Regions from separate parts of the Homo sapiens genome. Here region 2 is linked to region 1. A link is an interaction called in ENCODE POLR2A ChIA-PET data of the cell type or tissue named here. Cell type or tissue: OCI-LY7. All regions are shown on one strand. Links, peaks and the distances in the headings refer to the core of each region. The heading gives the core; the rest is flanking DNA.

Evidence for each region. ChIA-PET counts read pairs that join two places held together with the same protein. Peaks named below come from ENCODE experiments on the same cell type or tissue, not always from the same donor. Only the 100,000 strongest peaks of a DNase experiment are listed, where the experiment ranks them.
Region 2: POLR2A ChIA-PET joins it to region 1 with 5 read pairs; 2 of 35 experiments call an interaction of 5 or more read pairs at or near these places.

The regions. Positions count from the first base shown.
Region 1 is chr14:87,112,648-87,121,682 of GRCh38, forward strand. No RefSeq gene overlaps it. Among named protein-coding and RNA genes, the nearest start is that of LINC01148, 210 kb to the left of the region's middle. In OCI-LY7, for the core only: a CTCF peak has its summit at 618; a DNase peak (open chromatin) is centred at 794; H3K4me3 peaks cover 197 bases; H3K27ac peaks cover 930 bases.
Region 2 is chr14:87,061,261-87,070,295 of GRCh38, forward strand. No RefSeq gene overlaps it. Among named protein-coding and RNA genes, the nearest start is that of LINC01148, 160 kb to the left of the region's middle. In OCI-LY7, for the core only: CTCF peaks have their summits at 5,156 (motif pointing left) and 5,367; DNase peaks (open chromatin) are centred at 3,731, 4,281, 5,161 and 6,021; H3K4me3 peaks cover 2,644 bases; H3K27ac peaks cover 5,504 bases.

The DNA of each region.
Region 1 (9,035 bases), core at 498-8,497:
CCTTGTGATTATATTGCACCCATGTGAATAATCCCACCACTCAACATTGTTAACTTAATCACATCTACACAGTCTCCTTACATGGCAGTGTATTCCCAGGCTCTGGCCATTAGAATATGGACATCTTTGTTCCTTGCTTTCTCTTCAATGTTCTGACACCTGCTCACCTAAAGACCCATGTTTCTAAACCTTTTCCCAAATGTGGATGAACCTGACCAAATAATATAGTGCCACTCCACCTTAGTTTTCACCATCTGTAAAATAGGAATATTAATAGTGTTTTTTAAACAAGATTGCTGTTAAATACATAAAACTCCATTCTTTGTCCTGAAAAAGTCATAATCCATGTTGATGTATGTAGTTCTCTGACTTACATTTCTAAACTTTTCTGTCTCATAAGGTAGCCACTAGCCACATGGAACTATTTAAATTTTAATAAATTGAAATTAACTAGAATTAGAAATTCATCCCCTCCATTACCCAGACACATTTCCCATGTTGGCTAGTGGATATTATATTGCACATGGCAGATATAAACATTTCCATCACTATGGGAGTTCAATTAAACCTTCCTTTAAACTATTAGCATCTAATATTAAGTTGAACTTGTTAAATTGAGTTTAGCCTAAAGCTGCATCCTTACATATTTTAAGTTCAGCCTAAAGGTGTCTCTGTACATTGAGAACTACAACCTGAATGGAGTTATATACAGATTGTAGTCTATTCTTGGCCACTCAAAGATGGCCAACTGTTCAAACTATTCAAATAAGGCAAATGATGAGCTGAGAGCAATCCAGCTGTTTCTGTACTTCACTTCCATTTTCTTTACATCACTTCCCTTTTTCTGTTCATAAATCTTCCACCACGTGGCTTTGCTAGAGTCTCTGAGCCTACTCTGGCTCGGGAGGCTGCTCGATTCATGAATCGTTCTTTGCTCGATTAAATTTTTTAAAATTTAATTCAGCAGAAGTATTTCTTTTAACAGATGACATTAGAAGTGGGATCCAAAACAGAGCTTCTAATAACCCCCAGGAGTGCTGAGTGACCAAGTGAGGTACCTGCCTGGCCCATCATGCCCATTGCTCTCTTGGAGTAGCTGGGGATCATGCTGAGTTCTCTCGGATTCTGAAGCTCCATGAATTTGTGTTTTGAGCTCTCTGAGTTTATTTGAGCAAATTTCTGATGCAAACTGGATTTAGACATCAGGACAGAAACTGGACCGGGTCTAGGATCAGATTGGATCTAGTAATTAACTGGTTTGGATCCAGTTAGAGGCCTCTCACATCTCACTGTGTCAAAAATAAACCAGTAGTAAATGGCAATACTGCAGGAGGTGTAAAATTTAGCTTTTTGAAATTTGCAGGGATTTTTGTGTTCTACCTCTTTGTTACATTTTTCTTGAGCACTTAAGTAGGAAAAAAAAATCATTGGCTAACTTGATCAAGGAAACCTGAGAGCCAAAGCCAATATTTGAGGTAAAAATGGGATCTTTAATTTCTATAGAACTGAGTTCTTTCCAGCTTATACATGCATAAGTACTAGGCCCCAGAAGTAGCAAACTCTTACAGAAATGGTGAAATCTGACTAAAGATATGTTACAGTGGAATGTTCCAGATGACTACATTGCACTGAAGTGCATTTGAAAATGAGGGCTCCCAAATTAGTCTCATCTAGGGATGCCTGTTGATATGCAGAAGGTTCTAAAAAGATTTCAATACTTTTATTTAAAGACTTTATAAAAGGCAAATAAAATGCTTACGTGACTAATTGAAAAAAATTAAATTTGCTAAACTTTTGTCCTAGTTACTATCCCATCGCAAAGGTGGAAGGAAAGCTATCCTAGATAAGGTGTGTATATAAGGTAGGCCGTCAGGTAAAATAGGCGTATTTCTTTTTCAGATCTATCCATGCTGCGTCCAGGCATATAATGCTTTGTTAGCCCTATTCCTTAATGGGCTTGACCCATTACCCTGAACTGAGTAATTTTAGCTAAAAAACAGTAGCTGTTTCAAGAGGAACACCCTATTAAACTAAAATACACCTTTTTGGAATTTAATTGCCTATATTGAAACTCTTTTGTAAAAGAAATTTACGTCTATAAAGGAAATCTGCATTTTTAAGGATGTCTGCCCCTGTACATTAGGAACTCATACCATTCTTTTAAATTTACATAAGAAGTCATACCTTTGTTTAAGCTTTTCTGGCCATCTTAAGTGAACTTTAATTTGAGCAATGTTTTCCCCCTTGGTTTGAGCAAATGATGATACAATATTTAGACCTAAAATCTTAGCTCTGTGCTTATAAAATATAATTTTTTGTTCCACCTATGAGTTATCCTTTTAGAAATGCAAGTTTGTTGCCTAGTTAAAAATACTTAGGGCAATGAAACCAGTAATTAGAATATTGATAGACAGAATGTGGAGAACAAAAAGTATTTGAAAGCCCGCAAATGAAAATCCTTTATGAGAGCTATAGGAGCCGCATCTGTGTGTTTGTATGTCTATATGTGTTATGTGTATGTGATATTTGGTAAATAAAACTGGTTTTTAAATTGTTGGTAAAATAGAAATTGTTTCAAAATTATCAGTTAAATATAATTAGCTACTTGCTTGATTTGACTGTGAGCTTATGTCTTTGGTTTAGAGTCTCTGGGTTCAGAGGTCTGGATAGATGGCTACAATCAGGTCTGGATAGATGGCTATAATCAGGTCTGGAGACATGATCTTAGTGCCTAGACCAGCAGCTACAAGCCAGAATTAAGCCTGATAATGGCCCCTTTTCCCTCTGCTTTCCCTGTTTTGCCTCCTGGCTATTTTGGGAGGGGTTGGATCCTCAAGGTATAGCCTTCACAGCTTTGACTTCTGACCTGATGGATGCAGAGAGGTCTTGACCTTCACAGTCCTCCTGGGTGCCACGTGGCTACTTAGGACCTAGAATTACTGGGGGAAGACATTAGGGAAGCTACCAGTGTAGTTTGTAGCTTCAAAATTATTTCCAGTAATCTAAAATCCTAGAGTCATGTTATGTTAAAATAGGTAATAGATAATCATAAACTGTCTGAGTCATCTTTAAGGTACTGAAATATTAATTTATTAGACATGAGTTTAAGTTTATATACCTTGACATGTTGTTTTATATAGCACAGAAAAGCTAAATATATTTAGATCTGTTGATAATAATTTGAAGAATTGAAGTTTCTTCAAACTTTAGAAAATTGAATTTTAAAATGGAATTGAAATTCCTTCAAACTTCAGAAAACTTGGGAAAACTATTTTTCTAAAAAAATTATAAAAATTTTTTATCTACAAATACTGATATAAAATTACTTTCAAAATTACTTTCAAAATTACTTTTGAGGGTTTTCACTAGAAATTAGGTTTACTAAGAGTAAAAACTACTAGATATGAGAGAAACAATTCTGTATGCAGAGTGTATAAACTAATGCAAAATATGCATTTGATGAGGAAAGTTAAAAGGGCATAAAAATGTGTGTTAAAAATTTTGTCTGGTTTCTTAAAGGTTTCAGATTGAAGGAGTAAAAAATTTGATAAAATGAGATAAATATAGAAAGTTGGAAAAAATGTAAAATGAAAAGTTTATGAAAATCTTGTTAAAAGATTATAGATTTGACAAATTTATTTAGGATGTTTTATTAAAATTAGTTTTAATATTGATAATACACTAATACAAAAGTAAAATTTGGTTTTCTGTTTGGAACAAAAATTTTGTGTATTATTAATAAGACATTAAAATATTTTTATTCACTTTTTGAGTAAACTGCAAAAGGGGGGAAAATGGGGAGAGGAAAGAACAAGGAGACAGATTTCATCTCATGATATCTTAGGTCTTTGGTGGTTTGGAAGACTGACTCTTTTTTATCAGAGTACAGGTTTTTGTTTTTAAAAATCTTTTAATTGTCACTTTGGTTAAATGAGTGACTATTGCTTTACAGTGACCTGTCTTCCTATTTTGGTCAAGTATTTTAAACCTTTTACATAGTTGACAGGCTTCCCAAAATCAAACTTCAGCTTCAAAATTAAGTCGTTTTTGCCCTCTAACTTTGGGATGCTACAGAGAGCACCTGAAGCACCCAAAAGAGAGGTAAACAGGATTATCTGACATGTTAAGTTAGATGGGAATCATTGTCAAATAAGAAATAATGTTTAGCCTTCTTCAGGTTATATTTTAATGAATGTGTTCCAAAATTGTATGGAATTTCTAAAATTCTAATATACCTGAGTGTATGCTATCAATTATAATTATGGTTATTAAGTAATTGTAGACCACAGAAATAACCAAATTTCCTTGTCAATTGTGTCTTTAATTATGACTATTTTAAATTCACAGTTAATTGCTTAATTCTGATGCAGTTTCTGAAAACTCCACCAGTACTCAAAATCCTAGAATATGTTGTCTTTAAGGAGGTTCATGAAAGGATGGAAAAGACCCTGAAAATCACTCTTGGATACAGATTTCTATTGACTTTAAAATCATATTATTTGGACTGGGTAAGAATTCCTGGAACTTTAATGGAAAGACTGACTGGTTTATAAAACTGCTAACCCAAGCAGAACAAAAATTAATTGAATACCAAGATAATACTTTGCCAGATTTGTATGTTAAATCAGCCAATACTGAATTTGTTTAGATACACAACTTGAATGAACTCCATGGCCTAAGTTAAATTACCTATGATAATCCATCAGTTACCAGTGCTATGCACCTGAATTGGAGAAACAACTGGTATTCAAGAGGACGTGAGTCCAATATTAAGCATGGACTCCTGAAGAACCAGAACAGCCATCTTGTCCTTCCTGAGTCTTTAAAGCTTTTGTTATTAAAAGTTTTGCATTCCATGACTCATCATGGAAAAAATAAAATGATCCAAATTATATATATATATATATATGTGTGTGTGTGTGTGTGTGTGTGTGTGTGTGTGTTGACTTCTAAATGGCTAAAATTGTTTGTGACCAACGTTTGGTTTGTCAAACCCATGTTCTTGGGAAGAAAATGAAAACTTCAGGTGCATTCAGCTACCTGATGGGCCATTTAAACCTTTATAAAGGGATTTCATTCCATTGTCATTTCTTCAATGCATGTTTTCTGGTTATATCAAAGCTTTTCCATCTACGAGGGCTGATACTATAACAGTAGCTTATTATGCCACAGAGTGTTTTCACCATGTAATGAAAGCTTATCATGGTTCACCGACTGAAGACAATCAACCCCTTCACAATCAAGAACCAAAAGATTGGATCTTCTGAGAACATCAGAGAGAGTGCCCTTGCCAACCATACTGCAGCAAAACTTTGGGACCTTAAACCTTGGGTTCATAACCTCACAACTCAGAAAAGCCCCTCCACACTCTTGGAACTGTACACCCATTGGAAACCTTAAGATAAAGCTAACTAGGGAGGTTTCTCTGCTGAAGAAGATAGCATCCTTGATGTGGACAGCTTTTTCCCAAGATCATGGATCAAGATTTCTCTATTAAGATGAGACTCCTAACTTACTTTTTTTTTTTCCTCCTTGCTTATGCCTCTGTGAACAATAGAAGTGAAAAGGGGGTCTATTGTGCGCACTCGTGGGGTATACTTTTATTTGTGAAGGATTTTGAAGCCAGCCTTATACCTGGATAACCTTATGACTTGACAGATGGAAGATGAAGGCCCAAAGTAGGTGAGAAACTTTAATGGTATATACATTGCCTCATAATCAGTCAGAAACCAAACATTAGTCCACTCCTCTTAACCTACATCCTAGGTTAAAGAGAACATTGCCAGGAGGCCTTCACTCTTCTAGAGTGGTATAATTTGTTAGGTCCTTTTTTCCATGGTTTGGAGTAAATGAGGCAATGATTAGAAATTTACTCTCATGATAGGTTGTATAGCAGTTTCGACTTTAAATTCTGTTGTGAAGATTATGCAAAATAATAGAATTGCTCCAGATCACATACTGGCTAAACAGAGAAGTATCTGTGCAGCTGCTGGCACTTGTTGCCCATGGAGAAATACATCATATCAGGTATTATAGAGATTCAGTTGTAAGGGATTAATGAATCCCTTACATGAAGAGACTGCTTAGTTAAAGAGAGTAGACTCTAGGCTGGGCATGGTGGCTCACGCCTGTAATCTCAGCACTTTGGGAGGCAGAGGGAGGTGGATCACAAGGTCAGGAGATCAAGACCATCCTGGCCAACATGGTGAAACCTCATCTCTACTAAAAATACAAAAATTACCCGGGCGTAGTGGCGGGCGCCTGTAGTCCCAGCTACTTGGGAGGCTGAGGCAAGAGAATTGCTTGAACCCGGGAGGCGGAGCTTGCAGTGAGCCGAGATCCCGCCACTGCACTCCAGCCTGGGTGACAGAGCGAGACTCCGTCTCAAAAAAAAAAAAAAAAAAAAAAAAGAGAGAGAGAGAGTAGAGAGTAGACTCTATCTAGCTCATTTATCTAGCTCATTCTTTGATCTATTAGATTTTAAGTGATTTGGTTTCTTGGGACCCTGGCTAAGGAGCATACTCCAAACTCATGGTATTATCCTACTGATAGTTATAATAGTAGCCTTCCTGGTGCACTGTATTCTCTTAAAAGTTTTAAATGTTCACATGCAGCCATCTTTAGAATGTAAAAGAATGTCAACCTCCCTTCAACTGCAATGACAAGAGCTTAAAGAAAAGTGTGAACTTGAGGGTACCATAACCTATGAATGACATGCTGTGACCAAAAACCCGAAATGATGGTGACTGGGAGTGGCACTAAGGCCCTAGGTTTTGGTCACACTCTCACCTATGTGAGAACCTGACCAGAATGGGGGAATTTTTAAACAAAGTTATGGGAGGCCATTGTTTTGAACTGAGCTCATGCACCAGTCCCCAACAGACCAGACCAAACAAAAATGGAGTAACTTGGGCTAAATATGACATAATCAAACTAAGACATTAGAGAAACACATAGATCCTAAAACAAACCAGATTTTGTTTTTCTCCTGTTCCAGCATAGGAGGTAACCTCTACTCTGGCCGTTACAAAAAAAATAACCTGAAGTTCTTGTTCCCACCTTATAAAACCCACTGTTCTGCTATTTTCCAGATGGTTTCAGGACCAAATAAATACATTTATGATGGCAATAGTGGCATCAATGACTAAAGTTTTGGTCAGTCTCTCAAGATTGAGAGGATGATCAAATGGTGAGGGTTGTTAAATCAAGTTTAGCCTAAAGCTGCCTCCTTACATATTTTAAATTCAGCCTGAAGGTTTCTCTGTGCATGGTGAACTATAACCTAAATGCAGTTGTAAACAGGCTGCAGTCTACTGTGGTTCCAGTCACTGAGTTTGGCCAATCAAAGGTGCCCAACTGTTTAAACTGTGTTCACATAAGGCAAACACTGAATTGTAACCAATCCAGCTGTTTTTTTAAATTTTTATTTATTTATTTTTTTACATCACTTTCCTTTTTCTGTCCATAAATCTTCTTCCACCACTTGGCTGCACTGGAGTCTCTGAGCCTACTCTGGCTCAGGAGGCTGCCCAATTCATGAATCATTCTTTGCTCAATTAAACACTTTTATCGTCTAAAGCCAGAGTAGGCTCAGGAGTGGAGAGGGATAGCATTAGGAAATATACCTAATGTAAATGACAAGTTAATAGGGGCAGCACACCAATATGGCACATTTATAAGTATGTAACAAACCTGCACGTGGTGCACATGTACCCTAGAACTCAAAGTATAATAAAAAATATATATGTCTAAAAAAATAAACACTTTTAAATTTAATTCAGCTAAAGTTTTTCTTTTAACAAACTACATAAAATTACTACATATAATTTGTAAATGCAAAATAATCAACCATTAGCAACACTGCACTGTTAAACCACATGCGTCTCAGATACTAGTGGTCACCTCAAACTCAACATATTCAAGAGGAACTTCTTTATACTCTCAATACCCTCAAAAATAGCCAGCTGAGAATTAATGTAAGCCCAAATCTGGTTCACACCTTCATTTCATACACAGAAACACTATAAGCAATTTCAAAATCAGGTTTATAAGTTGATCTTTAAAAAATCCATACTGTATTTATTTTCTGTACAGCTATAAATATGTCCTGAGGTTGTAACATGGTCTTTTATAAACTGGTCTGCATTTTTAAGGTTTCCACCTTAAGTTATCTTTTTTTTTAATTTAATACATGTATTTAGCATTCCTAAAGAGTTCTTGGCAAGCATAAACTTGGCTTTTCTGGTTTAAAACTTAAGGATGTGGCCAATGTAGGAAATAAAAATTCAATTTTTAGCAATTTAATGGGACACCTAACACTCAAAGTTTTGAATTTTTGCATCTCTATAAAATTTCATTAAGCCTCCTATTAAATTACTGTTAAATAACTTAAACATACTGCTGGAATTGAGGTCCCAGTTCCTAGTTCCCTATACACTTATTGAGTATTCTGTCAAGTAGCTGATACAGCTGCAAACCAAGGGAAAAATTCTAGAATGAAAACACTACAAGAACAGGGTACAGGGGTATTGGGTTTTTGATGCTGAATTCCCAGCATCTAATACAATGTCTGACATGTAGTAGGTACTCAATAAATATGTAAGAAAGATTAAAATACTTAATATATCTTGTATAAATAAAGATTATTACATCCAATTATAATGTTATATAAACACCTCCAAACTGTTTAACATAAACACATGCAAATTCATGTTTGCGTGTCTTAGAATGACAGTGTGGAAGTCCTAACTTTATAGGGTACAACACCCTCATTTTACAGATGAGGAAACAGATTCCAATAGCTAGCATGACTTTCTCATTTAGTGGCAGCAAATAAGCGCAAAAGTAGCAACAGTAAAATCATTTGTCCAAAGAATTATTGTAAAAGTTGCCATTTATGTAGCACTTAAAAGTACCAGGCACTGTTCTAGCTTCTTTAAATACATTAGCAATTTTAATCCTTACAACAACCCTGTGAGGTGAGTGCTTTCACTATACTCATTGGACAGATAAGAAAACTGAGTACAGAGAGGTGA
Region 2 (9,035 bases), core at 334-8,333, 52 kb before region 1:
GGCCTTGGGGATCTGGGAAACAAGGCTTTAGCATTTGTAATGAATAGTCCGGATCATCTAGGGGAAGAAAGCCAAGATTTTGAGCCGATAGACCTACATTTGGGTTTCAACTGCATCTATTATTAGCTTCATAACTGAGCAAGTCATTCAATCACTTTAAGACTAGGAACCCTCATCTATAAGATGGGATGATACAAATATCTATTCTATTCCCGTCTCAGACTCAAAGCATCAGAAGCATTACCATGTCAATATTGACAAACTTTAAAGGTTCACTTAAAGAAGAAAAAATAAATTCCCATTCAAGCACCCAAGGAAGGGCAAAATGAGTAGAGAGAAGATAGAAGATTTTTTAAATCAGAGTAACACTAAGTGCTGAAACAGGTAAATCTGGAAAGCTCAAAACCTTGACACAATATAATTGCAAGTACAACTGAAAGAAATTCTGGAGAGAGATCCTTTGGAATCTTGGAAGGGTGACTCTGCTCAAAGTGGTATTAGTGACCCTTGTAACCATGAAGGTCTGTGATTAATTCTCTGTATTTGGCTAACCAGAGAGCAGAAAGAGAATCTCAATGAGAAAAAAAATCTCATTGGGAACTTGGGGCTAGACTTGGAAGTGGTATATAACCACTTTCCCACTTTCTGCTTTCTGGAATTAATCCTGCAAACGCACCAAGATTGTGATTTTCTTCTTCCCATGTGCTTATCAGAAAATGAGAAAAAATAGTGAATGCATGGCATCCAGTGAATTATAAAAGCCTCCTTGAAAGAGAAGACATACGAAAGGTATCCAGAAATATTTATGAGGACAAATGAGTGATAAAGAATTAAATTCCTAAATCATAGATCACAGAACATTGTTCTTATTCTGAGGTCTCTGGATGTCTAGATATTGATAATAACAGCCTCCAGAACATTCAAGTTATTAAGGAAAACATATGCTACTAATTAGAAAGTAAAACAGCACAGTATATCTAAGTATCAAATATATAATTAAACAAGGCAATTTAACATCATTTGGAAGTTACTGCTTTTATTGTACACTCAGTTGTTTTTGTATTTTATTAATGTAATATTAGAGGGTGACTTAATGTTTTTCTTATATATAATTTGTTTGGTTGACAAGAACTTTCAAATACAGAATCCTTTGAGGAAAGTACATCCTAAAAGGATTGTAAAGCAGTGGTGAATGATCACCCTACATATAATCACTAGACTCAATATGTATTGTGAGAAGTCAAATTTGAAATAAGCAAAAGGTCTTTTGTGGGTGGCCCTTCACCAATCCCTCTAGCCATAGTCTTCAAAGATTGATTGAAATTTGTGGGTGGATCTTTGGCATTGTCAAAATCAACCATGGCATCAACAGAAACAATCATGTTCTTAATGGCCATGACTTACACCCTGACTACATGACCCTTTTTCCAAAATCAGCCAAGCAACTAGCAGGTTCTGAAAATGAGTGTAGTAGTCTGTTTTCACACTGCTGTAAAGAAATACCAGAGACTGGGTAATTGATAAAGAAAATAAGTTTAATTTACTTACAGTTCTGCATGGCTGACTCCCCAGGAAATTTACAATCGTGGCAGAAACTTACAATCATGGCGAAAGGTGTGGTGAAAGCAAGGTACATCTTCCCATGGTGGAGCAGGGGAGCGAGACAAGTGAAGGGCAAAGTGCCACACAGCTTTAAACCACCAGATCTCATGAGAACTCACTCACTATCATGAGAACAGCAAGGGGGAAATTTGCCCCCAAGATATAATCACTGCCACCAGGCCCCTCCCCTGATATGTGGGGATTATAGTTCTACATGAGAATTGAGTGGGGACACAGAGCCAAACCATATCAATGAGGCTCTGCAGTTATTCCCCAGTCCTGTTCAGTGATGCCCATATAAATGTATGGGCATGATAAACTCAAAGTTTTCATTTTATATTTAAAAAAACCAGAAGTTAATACAAGAAACGTGCTTTCTATTTAAAAGAAAAAAAAATGATTTTTGGTGTTCTAGCCCAAATTTTTCATACTGCATTATATGTATAAGCCTCAGGAAGTTGTTCATCACTTATTGGCCCACATAATGTCTAAATTCTAGACTGAGACAAGTTATGACTTGTATCACTGTTTCAGAAACATGAGTGAATAAGAAAAGAAAAATAACTCAAGGAACAAAACAAGACAAAGAAAGAGGACTCAAAAAAGTCTGTGTGTGTGTGTGTGTGTGTGTGTGTGTGTGTGTAATTATCATAATCCAAACTTATATTACTTTTGCTCTTTAAAGGAAGGTTCAGTCTTTATTTAGTAAAGTAGACCAAATGTGTCCATGTTAGCATCTCTTTTACTTTGGAAATGGAAGTGGGTCAGAAGCTCCCTCTGAGGCGGAAGTTGAAAATCTGTAGCTTATGACCATTAGATGAGCTTTTTATTTGCCCACATTCCAATCAGTTGCCAAAAATAAAACTAAGAAGACTGCACAGAAAAAAAAAATCTGCATTGGGCACTTTTTTTTTTTTTTTTTTTTTTTTGGAGACGGAGTCTTGCTCTGTCTCCCAGGCTGGAGTGCAGTGGCGCGATCTCGGCTCGCTGCAACCTCCGCCTCCTGGGTTCGAGTGATTCTCCTGCCTCAGCAACCCCCGTCCCAAATAGCTGGGACTACAAGTGCACACCACCACACCCGGCTGATTTTTGTATTTTTAGGAGAGACGGGGTTTCACCATATTGGGCAGGCTGGTCTCGAACTCCTGACCTAATGATCCGCCCTCCTCAGCCTCCCAAAGTGCTGGGATTACAGGCACGAGCCACCGTGCTCAGCTGCATTGCCCTCTTCTGTTGAAAAATGATCTAAGAACTGAGTCAACATTTCTGGAACTGATGGCAGGAGAAATTCTTACTATGGATATATACCCTGCAGTTCACCAGAGGCTCCAGCACTCCTCAATACTTTACCTAACATCACCAAGCACTATCACCTCCCTGCTCTTAGCTACTGATGTGCCACATTCTTGGTGCCTAGAGGCTTCTGAGTTTGTGATCCCTTTCCAAAACACTTTACCTTCCATCTCTGTGGCTTTATACAAATGAATTCTACTCTCAGTGTTCCCATCCGACAAATGCATGTGATTAGCTCTATTTTATAGCATTGCTTCTTTGATGATATAACATCATATGTGAAGGGCTTTGTGCAGATTCTGGTGCATATGATGCATAAGTAAACCCTGTACCCATTCCAAAATTTCAGTAAATATTATGGAAGAATTAAGCTGCTGCAATTTTCATAGTACTTAGCAACATTTTAGCAATGACTCTGTTCTAATTGACTGTAGATTATCCATCAGATTTATATAGATCAAAAAGTAATTATAATAACAATAGCCAACATTTATCAAGTACATGTAGTGTGCCAGAAACTTTGTTTAAACACAGAAACATTTTTAAATGTTAAATCATGTGCCTGTTTTTATGTGTCTTAGAAAAAATATATGTAATACATCCCCTCTATGATTTCCCTGATATTCTTGCATTGATAAAAACAGAGCAGAGCTGGGTAAGGAGGTGGATGAGATCACTGAGTTCATTTAAAGTCTACCTGTGTTAGTCCGTTTTCACATTGCTATAAAGAACTACCTGAGACTGGGTAATTTATAAAGAAAAGAGGTTTAATTGACTCACAGTTCTACATGCCTGATGAGGCCTCAGGAAACTTATAATCATGGTGAAAGAGGAAGGAGGAGCAAGCACCTTCTTCACAAGGCTTCAGGAGAGAGAGCCAGAGGAGGGGGGACGTGTCACACTTTTAAATCATCAGATCTTGTGAGAACTCACTAACATGAGAACAGCATGGGGGATACATGGGGATTACAATTCGACATGAGATTTGGGTGAAGACACAGAGCCAAACCATATCACTACCTAAGTAAAAAGTCACATAAATAAATATGTGACAGACCTGCAATTGGATGTAACAAAAATATGGTGATTATTATCTAATAAATAATCACTCCAAAATACCAGTTTAGGAGGTTAATATCTAACCAGCTCCAATTCTTAGCCTCAACAGATGCTAACACAAAGAGGTGTCTCTCTCATATCCAATACTTGCACACTAATGGCCAAGCTGTCATGGTCTCAGCTTCTCCCTTGTAAGCATATTTCTCTTGTGGCCTTTCTTTGGTCAGTGCTGCTTTACAGTGAGAATGTTACCTGTTTCTTCCAGGAGACTGCACACCTGTTTCTGCCAGAAGACAGGTGGCTTTAGAAGGCAAATGGGTCTGGTTCCTATGACATTTTGTTGAACAATGAATCATGCAAAACAAAATCCTTTATGGCTCGTGAAGCCGGGCTAATAAGGCAGATGTCCTCTAAACAGTTCCTTGGGGCCTAAAATGCAAATATTAATGTGCTGATGATCACTGAACCCTAGTTTTAGTAACTGGTTTTATCTTCATTATCTCCTATTATTCTCTGTGAAAAAAAAATCCATTCTCAGCTAATGATGGATAGAATACAACTGATATCAAAAGGTTTATATGGCCTCACTATCAATAAATGGAATCAAATCTCTCTTAAGTGGTAATGATATTCCAGAAAGGGCAACAGATAGTAAGACCATGGCAATAGAACATTCGGTGATGATTCCTTCACATGAAAACTTATTATCATTGCTAATTGGTCATTGCTACCTATTATTTTAGGCATATTGGATATGTTTTCTTATAAATGTAACAACTCTAGCTTACTTACTTCAAGAGAAAATCTTTACTGGCAGTACACATGATTAAACTATGCAATAGGGCACCATCGTTCAACTTAAACAATACTAAAGAACGTTATTATGTCAAATGGCCTGATTAAAAGGCCATTTTAATTTCTACTCAATAACACTAAATCCAAAAACAAGTTTTGACTATGAGAATATCAACTTTTTGCCAATCTTATTCCTGATTATTTTCATTTTACTTTTGTTTTCCCTCAATTTTCTAGTGTGTTCTGGAATTGTATTCTGGTAAAGCTATGATATTCATATATGAATTACTTAATACTTCTAATCATAAATAACTTGTCCATATAATAAAAACACTAGTAGGAAAGAGTAATTGGAAGTAGCAATGGAAAGGTTAGACTCTGGCAATGGTGTGTAAGTTTGCTGCCATCTATAGGCTGGCAGTAAAGTTCAAGGCCAAAAGGAACCTTGACCAGGTTTACCCACATTGTTAATACAAGAATCATATGTTTCCTGACAACTAAGAATCCTGGGATTTTCAGGAGAATGGGTAGTCAGCATAATTTTGCTTAATTTCTCTCTACGTAATTTATGAAAACTTGGCTGAAGACTTGAGTGGAATTTGCACGTAAAGTAATATTAGAATAGGCAGTTCTTTTAATAAAATATATTTTCTTTCATTTGGAGATCAGTAAGTTTTTTTTTAAAAAAAGCAAAAATGGAAATGAAGTATTAGGACACATTTATGCTTTTCACTTGAGATAAATGTGGAAGTCATACATAATTTACTATTTGCCATCTCATATTCTCTAGCCAGTAATGAAACTGTCTCCTTTACCTTTATGTATCATTGTTTTTTCCTAAAAATCGGAGTCATGCCTAGTATCTACAACCCCTGAATAAGATGAATTTTTAAAACACTGTTTTGAAACCATGTACATGTATTTATTCACAGATTTTTCTTTTTGGCATAAATACCCAAGCCTCTGTGAATTCAGGTTTTGACAAGAGCGCTGACCTGTACGGGTTTTTGCAAAACATTCATCCTTTATCACTCTTCTGCCTCTGGACTTAAGAGCTAGTGTGGGGCCCTGTGCAGAGCTCCCCAGAGGCAATGCCTGCGGAAAAGAAGGCCAACCTGGTTATGGCCCAGACACCATTTCTTCAAATATTCAAAATGCAGTGTACTTGGACATTGCAGTGCTACAGGTCTTGCTAGAGGCTTGCTGAGGGGCCTAACAGCCGTTGCCACCACAGGTGGCTTCCAAAGACGTATGGGAGAAAGAACACAAATCAGTTGCTAATCATTCTGTTTCACTTCTGCTGTTAACACGTGTCTGAAAGTCTCTCCCAGCCTTGTTTCACTGCCCTGGATTGGAAATGCAGATGTTCAAGACTTATCTCCTTAGCAAGATTGTCAACCACTACTTAAGAATAGAGCTTTGTGCCTCTCATAATCAGACCTGCAGTGTTTTGCACTTATTAGAATCAATAAGTAGTTACCAAATAACTGAAAAGACTAAGAAGCTAAAAACTACTGCTGTGAATTAAAATGTAAAACATGCAGGTTTAGCCCTGGTAAAGAACTAGAGATGGATTCTCTCTACCCATCTCCCCCAGCCTATGCAAAAGTTAAAAAAAACTTCAAATTCTTGCTAATTAAAAGGCTATGATCTGGACGGGCGTGGTGGCTCAGGCCTGTAATCCCATCACTTTGGGAGGCTGAGAGGCGGGTGAATCATGAGGTCAGGCATTTGAGACCAGCCTGGCCAACATAGTGAAACCGCGTCTCTACTAAAAATACAAAAAATTAGTGAGGCATGGCGGCAGGCGCCTGTAATCCCAGCTATTCGGGAGGCTGAATTGCTTGATCCTGGGAGGCAGAGGTTGCCGTGAGCAGAGATCGTGTCACTGGACTCCAGCCCGGGCAACAGTATGAGACTCTGTCTCAAAAAAAAAAAAAAAAATGCTATATCTGCCCAACCCTTTTCCTTTGCATCTTCTTTGAGTTTCTCCCCCAGGCTCTTAGTCCTTGTCCTACATCTATATAACTATAGTAACAATGACTGATATTAATTGAAAGTTTCTTTATGTTCCTAAAACTGTACTAGTTCTCAAAACGCTAGAAGGAACATCCTAGAGTATGCTTTATTCCATCTAATTCAGTCTGCACGTAACCCACAGTATGAGCAGTGACTGAATCCCATATTCAAGTTGTGCCTTGGACTCTGTGCCTAATTCTCACCTACACGATTCTGCTGTAGAAAGATCACTGGCCCAGAAGTCAGAGGATATAAGCCTAGTCCCAGTTCTTCCAATTATGAAATATGGAGTGAGTAAGACACTTAACTTCACTAAGCCTCAGTTTCCCTGTATATATAAAAGTCCTAATGCTTTTTAAAAATATTTTTTTGTTTTGCAGATTGTGTAATACTATTAAATAATTTATTTGAAAGCTCTTGACGTTTTAATACTATTATTTAATGTTGATATGGCATTTTTCCTTTATTAGTCTTATTTAATAATTACTATTATCATATATGGCATTTTTCCTTTATTAGTCTTATTTAATAATTACTATTATCATATATGGAGAGAATATTAGTTTTTGTTGGCTTGTTTGTTTTTAATCACTTATACCTTAAAACTTTTTAAAGAACAAAAAAAGGGTACAAGTAAAGTAATAAAATGATTTCAACTTTTTAGGAAAATAGATCTATACTAAATGAAATCATAAGATTAAAGAGATGTAAAATATCTTTAAAATTTACTCACCTGGTAAGAAAAACATAGCGAACAATGCAGATAAGTTACTATAGTTAATTACTGAAAGATTGAATTACAAAAAAATATGCTGATGTTAATTTGGAAGTTGAAAGTTGTCTGCTAACACAGAATGATGCAAATGACATTAGTATTGGGTTTGAATTATTCAGATAACTTTTTCAATTTTTCATCTTATTTTGCCTTTAAAAATCACACTGTACCCCATAAATAAGTACAACTATTATGTGTCAATTAAAAACAAAATAAAACCTAAAAAAACTCTTTGAATCATCAAGTGTTAGCTATTCAGTAACAATAGATAGCAAAAAAGTTTTTTAATGTGCCAATGTATGTGATGCAGTGTGTGAACTATAAGCTCCTATGTAAGTACATATAGATTGATAGTTATTGCTACCAGATTAATACTGGAAATCAATGGGGTGATGGGTGTTACAGGCAGATCACCCTCACAACGTGATTACACTCACCCTCCCGGGGCCCTCTGACCACCCAGTTTCCAAGAGTCTTCCTTGATTGAATTAGCCCAAGTCTCAGTACTTTCTGCTTTTTTGGACCTCAGCTGTAGTGTCTTTAATGTTCCCTAATTTGCTTCAAATATTCCCGTTTTCTATGACTTGCTTATTGAGGTCAAGGAGGTTTTTTTTTTTTTTTTTTGGGATTGTTTGTTTTTTCCCTAACAAAGTACTTCTACTATACCACGTATTCACCATACCTAATGAAGGACTATTGCAAAATAGAGATAAACATCTGAGAACAACCTTGCAAGGAATCTGTTTTCTATTATCAAATCCCTCTCATGCACCACTTCAAAATCATCTTGCTTCACCTGTGCCTCCAGCTATAGCTGCAGGAACTAGTTTCTTGCTGGCTTCCAGAGGATCCTCTTCTAGCAGGTACAGCCTTTTCCTGAGGTAAACGAAGTAGCTCTTCCTTCCTTCCTGGGGTGGTGGGGAAGGGATCTTCTTGTCTTACACCTTAGCAGCTAAAATGTGTGTGTATGTGTGTGTTTAGAGTGGAGTCAATGCCTATGGGGTCATTTTTAATCAACGTGGTGAGAGCAAGTGGCTGTTTCCCCTTTCATTCTCATGGAACCGTCTGAACTGTATTTCTTAAGCCTTTTCAGAAAGTCCAAGTAGCATTGGGCCTTAGTAACTCATGGGCATAGTCTCATAGATGGATGATACCTTTCTTTCACCTTTATTCTTCTCTGTTTTACTCCACTGTTCTCTATTTCTGTCCACTGGGATTATATTACCAACTAAACTACTGAAATATAAGCCACTATTTCAGGAAATCCTAGTTAAGAAACCATCTCTAAGACTTGAGCAAGAATTTGGCATCTGAATGGCTTCAACCTTAGTGCAGTAAATTGACCTTTCTTTTTCTCTGCTCCATGCCTTTAAATTCTAATGCTGAGTCTCTACCATATTATAGCGTACATACATGTTCATCAGGGAAATAAAGACCAGGTTTAAATACATGTAAACAGGCCGGGCGTGGTTGCTTACTCCTGTAATCCCAG